2 separate regions of the Homo sapiens genome follow, and region 2 is linked to region 1. The links are chromatin loops, found by intact Hi-C in ENCODE. Cell type or tissue: heart left ventricle. All regions are shown on one strand. Each heading gives the region's core, and the rest is flanking DNA. Links, peaks and the distances in the headings are about the cores only.

Evidence for each region. Peaks named below come from ENCODE experiments on the same cell type or tissue, not always from the same donor. Only the 100,000 strongest peaks of a DNase experiment are listed, where the experiment ranks them.
Region 2: it touches region 1 in a loop (2.0-fold over the local background); 4 of 110 quality-filtered maps call a loop at or near these places.

Annotation. Positions count from the first base shown.
Region 1 is chr3:125,263,711-125,266,630 of GRCh38, reverse strand. All of the region lies in intron 7 of ZNF148 (zinc finger protein 148), which reads left to right. Among named protein-coding and RNA genes, the nearest start is that of SLC12A8, 52 kb to the right of the region's middle. In heart left ventricle, for the core only: no CTCF peak of the experiment used is centred there; no DNase peak of the experiment used is centred there.
Region 2 is chr3:125,358,613-125,361,532 of GRCh38, reverse strand. All of the region lies in intron 1 of ZNF148 (zinc finger protein 148), which reads left to right. Among named protein-coding and RNA genes, the nearest start is that of ZNF148, 15 kb to the left of the region's middle. In heart left ventricle, for the core only: no CTCF peak of the experiment used is centred there; a DNase peak (open chromatin) is centred at 1,672.

The sequences.
Region 1 (2,920 bases), core at 263-2,762:
AAATCTTTCTGTCCTCTTGATGTGGGAGTTTAGTGCTATAAACTTTCCTCTTAACACTGCTTTTGCTGCATTCTATAGATTTTGGTAGGTTGTGTCTCTGTTTTCGTTTGTTTCAAAGAATATTTTGATTTCTGCCTTGATTTCATTGTTTATCCAAAAGTCATTCAGGAGCAAGTTGTTTAGTTTCTAGTAATTGTGTGGTTTTGAGGGTTCTTCTTGGTATTGATACCTATTTTTATTCCAATGTGGTCTGAGAATGTGCTTGGTATGACTTCCATTTTTTTGAATTTATTGAGACTTGATTTATGGCCCAACAAGAGGTTGATCTTAGAATATGTTCTGTGTGCAAATGAGAAAAATGTATTTTCTATGGTTGTTGGGTAGAGTATACTGTAGAGCTCTATTAGGTCCAGTTGGTCGAGTGAGAAATTAGACACTTGTCCAGAATTTCTGTGTTAGTTTTCTGCCTCAATAATCTATTTAAGGCTGTCAGTGGGATGTTGAAGTCTCCCGTTATTGTATGGCTGTATACATCTTTTCCTAGGTTTAGACGTATTTGCTTTATGAATCTAGGTGCTCCAATTTTGGGTGCATATATATTTAGGATAGTTAAGTCTTCTTGTTGAATTGAACCCTTTATCATTATAAAATGACCTTCTTTGTCTTTTTTTACTGTTGGTTTAAAGTCTGTTTTATCTGATACAAGAATAATGACCCCTACTCTTTCTTGTTTTACATTTGTGTGATTAGTTAAAATTAAAGAGACAAGTGCATTAATTAAAAAAACAAAATGACTGCAAACACAAAAAGAACAACCTATTTGTTGCTGTTTGAAGACACACAGTATTCTATATGGGCCTATTGTACTTACATAATGGAGGAACTCTACCTTAAAAATCAATCATATATATTCTTTCCCACTTCATCTCTCTTCACCTTAAAAATCAATCATATATGGTCTTGCCCACTTCATCTAACTTTTAGTTCTTTATCAATGGATAGAGGGGGAGGACGTGGAGTTTGATCCACTCTAACTCTAGAGTCCTGAGAAAGTCTAACTTTATCCCAATAGAAAAATCTTGTTGTGCTCTACCTGTTCTGCAGACATTTTGTTTTCTTAAATGATATTTAGGAGAAATAGACAATGGACTTATAGGAACCTGAAAGGTATTATTTTAAAATGTTAGGATTCCGTGACAAATCCAAGGGAGTTTGGCTTATGCAGAAGCCTTTGACAAAAATGCTAGAGACTGGCTGGGAAACTTTTGAGGTGCTGTTATTAAGGAGATGCGATGCCAGGCAAGGCTGAAGAAGCTCTTGATTGTTACAGGGTGAGTGGAGGCTAGCTACTAAAAGCAATACTTGATGCTATGCTTTAATCATCCAGACTTCAGCTAGATTATTTAGTAGGAGAATTTGCTCAGTGTCTAACATTATCTAGGCCTTTTCTGATATTAAAAAGTAAAAGATTGCAGTGAAAAAATAAGCAGTAGTAACAGACTATCTTAGCAGAATAAAAGTATTTTTGTTCATTTTCCACCTTGTATTTTATGTGGTATTTTGTATTCGAAAGCTGTTCTTGGAATATTGTGTATAAACTTGAAGTTTACATGAAATCATTACTCTTTTGAACTGAGAGTTAAAGCTACTTACTCTATAACAGCCTGGATATATTCACTCAGCAGCGTTTGGGTTGTAGATCTAATTAATTAGCCATTAAATTTTTTTCCCCTGAAGGAAACTAACTTCTGAAACTAATCTCAGTCTCTCTTTCCCCTGCCTCATTGAAATGATTGTTTAATGATGAGATTTCTCAGGAATACTACTATCATACTCTAGCAAAGTATATTTTATTAAGTGATGAGGTTCTGAAAAAGACCTGAAGACTGAAAATTGAATGAAATGGACATGAAAGGCATTTCAGAGGAAAAATAATTACAGATGAAATTTAATAGTTGTTTAAACAGAAGAAATTGGAGTGAAACTAATATAGGAGAATGGCTTTTAAACTTTTTTTGATGGAACTCTGATTCTCAAATGAAATCCTACATGGTATCAACATCAATAGTCAATTAAAAAACAAGGCAGATGATTTCAAGTGGTTTTCCTTGGCTATTGATGAGTTGACAGATGGTACCAATTACTATGATCTGTTTCTACCCACTTCTGACACCAAGTGTGTGGGTTTTTCCTCATACCAACAAACACTTCTCCAACTCTTTGGACACCAGCCGGCTGTCCTATTATACAGTTTAATTAAATGCTGACACTAACTACTTGGAGTTAGCATCAGATCCTGCAAGTTAAGGGCTCAGTCCCACAAGGCTGCCCCCTCTTCGGATGCCAATCACAAGTTTAGGCCTCTTGTACTTCTGACCAACTGGCTATAAATCATGGGGGGAGGGAGTTTGGATAATTTGCTATAACAGTTTACAGAACCCAGGAAAGTGCTTTACTTACATTTACCATTTTATTACAAAGGATTCAGTTGTACAGCCAGATGAAGAGGGTCCACAGGACAAGGTCTGGAAGGGTCCCAAGTACCGGAGCTTCTGTCTTGTGGATTTAGGGTGTGCCACCATCCTGGCACTTGGATGTGTTCACCAACCCAGAAGCTCTCAGAACCTCATTACTTAGGGGCTTTTATGGAGGTTAGTAATGTAGGCATGATGGATTGATTATTAACTCAGTTTCTAGCCCTTCTTCCCTTCCTGGAGGTTGAGGAGAATGGGGCTGAAATTTCTAGGCTTCTACTCAAGGCCTTGTCTTTCTGGTGACCAGCCCCTATCCTGAAGCTATCTAGGGTCCCAGAAAGATCGCCTCATTAGAACGAAAGAGGCTTCTATCACCCAGGAAATCCCTAGGGTTTCAGGAGTTCTGTGTCAGGAATAAAAGACACTGCTATCACTCAGGAAATTGA
Region 2 (2,920 bases), core at 164-2,663, 95 kb before region 1:
TGGCTCTGTTTTGTTTCTTTGTGGCTAGCTGAAGTGCAGATGAAGGTCTTAGGAGTTTTTGAAGGTCAGGGTGTAGAAAGTTCTTGAGCATCTTTGTTGAAGTCATTGAGAATAATGGCTGAATTTGGGAGCAAGCAGAATTGAAGTTATTGGGTAGGGGAAATAGGAGGGTGTTCTGGAGGTTGGTAGATGTTGCAGAAGGAATGGTTTCAGTGAGTAATGTGACTCCCAAGCGATTTTTTAGTGATAGGATAACAGGGAGTGGTCCTGGGGAGCAAGAAGCAGCAAGTCCTTTTTTATCAAGCTGAAGGAGTAGGAGAATGATATAGCTAGTCATGAGAGAAGCAGATTGTCCAGGAAAAGCCAGGTAAGATGAGACAGGTGGTCACAATAATTGGGCAAGAGTTGATAGTGATTGGAATCATTGAGCCACGGGAATTGAGAAAAATAGCTAGATTTGTTACATTTACCAGTTCTCTTATTATTATTATTTTTTAATTTTTCAGACAGGGTCTTCTCTGTTACCCAGGCTGGAGTGCAGTGGTCCAGTCATGGCTCACTGCAGCCTTGCCTCCTGGGCTCAAGCAATTCTCCTGCCTCAGCCTTCTGAGTAGTTGGGATTACATATGTGTACCACCATACCTGGCTTTTCTTTTCTATATATATGTATATATATATTTTTTAATTTTTTAATTTTAATTTTAATTTTTTTTTTTTAAAGAGATGTGGTCTTCCTATGTTGCCCAGGCTGGTCTTAAACTTCTGGTCTCAAGCGATCTTCCCTCCTTGGCCTCCCAACAGTTTGTTTATAAAATAAATAATACTTGCAAAATCATAACCATTCATGTGTAATATGCTGATATAAATTTAGCTGAAAGATATTTGTGGGTTAAGAAATGAGACATTGGAAACAAAAGATGAGGTGGAGGTGTATTAAAGATAAGGTAAGCTGAGTATGATGGCTCACACCTGTAATCCCAGTGATTTGGGAGGCAGGGGCAGGAGGATCACTTGAGCTCAGGAGTTCGAGACCAGCCTGGGCAACATAGGGAAACCCTGTCTCTACACAAAAATAAAAAATTAGCTGGGCATGGTGGTGCACACCTATAGTTCCAGTTACTCAGGAGGCTGAGGTGGGAGAATCACTTGAGCCCTGGAAGTCAAGGCTGCAGTGAGCCATGATTGCACCACTGCGCTCAGCCTGGGCCACAGAGTGAGACCCTGTCTAAAAAAATCAAAAAAATACAAAAACCCTGTCTAAAAAAAAAGATGAAGGTAAAAGACAAAAGATGTTCTATTGTTTGTTGACAATAGAACATGGAGAAGCTGATAGGATCTGGTAAATAGATGGACTGGAAATGAATGAGGAAGTTGAAGTTGTAGGCATAAGAGAGGAGAGAGTAGCTTGCAGCAGAGAAAATATGGAGAGAACATATGGAAAGGGGTTTAAACAGGCCATGGTTTGTAGGGGCGAGGATATTGACAAGCATCATTAAGTGTAATATTTTTATTAAACTGGGAAGTAGGGAGCCCTTGTATTCCCTGGGCTTTTGCAGCCCAGGCCCAGTTGTGCCAGCTGCATGGGCGGGCCTGTGCTGGCGGTGCACTTAGCAGCTGGTGGAGCAGCGGCGTGGAGCTGCATGGTGGCGGGTGGGCTGCCGCCCACTTGGGTCTGTGTGCTCTTGGCCCATGGCAGGGCAGGCAGGTGGGCGCTCGCTGAAGTGAGCAGGAAATAACTGATGTCAGAAACCTATTCTTTCTCTGTGCAAATAAGAACAGTCTATGCCACCCATGATAAAAGGTGGCAGTATGTCATGCCAGCTTTTAAAAAAATATTGTCAGTGATAGAGACATTGAGATCTCTATTTGTGTGCTTGAGAACCACATCATGTTTTCTGTTTGCAAAAACTGGCAAAAACTTGCATAAGTAAAGAGATTCGGGTAAAATGTGGAAGAATGGGGCACATGGTAAGAATGAGATGTCCTAAGGGAACTAAAGTGGACTCTTTACTTTCTTTTTTGTCTATAATGACTTTAATAATCCTGAAGTGCTGGGATTATAGACATGAGCCACTGTGCATGGCCCATATCAGAGTTTTTGATGTTCATGTTTCAGAGAGAGAGAGAGAAAGCATATTTAATGTAGAAACATGAAATGGCAGTGAGAAAAATATGACAAGGCACAAAATACGTAGTATTGGTGTTCCATCCTAGTGTAGCTTTGCTTCAGGATTAGTTCCAGGATTTAGCCCTGGGCTTTCATCACTTTCTTCCTGCCTTAACTTCTACATCTGTTTAGCCACCAAATTTAATAATGAAAGATCTCTGGAGACTCAGAGTGTTGAAGGCCTGAGAGGGCCCAGGGTTCTCACTTTGCTCAACTCATGAAACTTGGCTGTACCATCATGTAGCAGCCCTGCCTGATTCAGTCTAGAGTTGTTTTTAGGATGTGCCTCAGACTGGACCTTGTTGAGGGAGAGCATATTCTGAATATTTGGGTGGATTGTGTGGGTTAGGCCAATGATGAGTATCTTAAAGAAGGTGATGGGAAGGATTATAGTAGACATGGAGAGAAGTGTGTTTTAAATGATAACTATATTAATTCAACATAGATAAATGTCTTCACAATACAGGGGTTTGACCTTTGAACATCTAGGGTGGCATGGAGAAGTTTTCCCTGTAAAATTGAGAAGAGCCAATATCCAAGAGATTAGAATGAAATGCACACTTGCTGTTCTGCAGGCCCCTGTATATGTGTACTTGTCATATGTACACACCTGTATGTGTAGATACATATAATATTAAAATTTGTTTATTTGATTAGGTTGTATAATTAGTTTTAAGGGAAGTGGGACTAGTAGTGGAACTAGTTTTGAGTTATGAATGAGTTAAATGAATTGTTACAGAATATTTGGAAAGG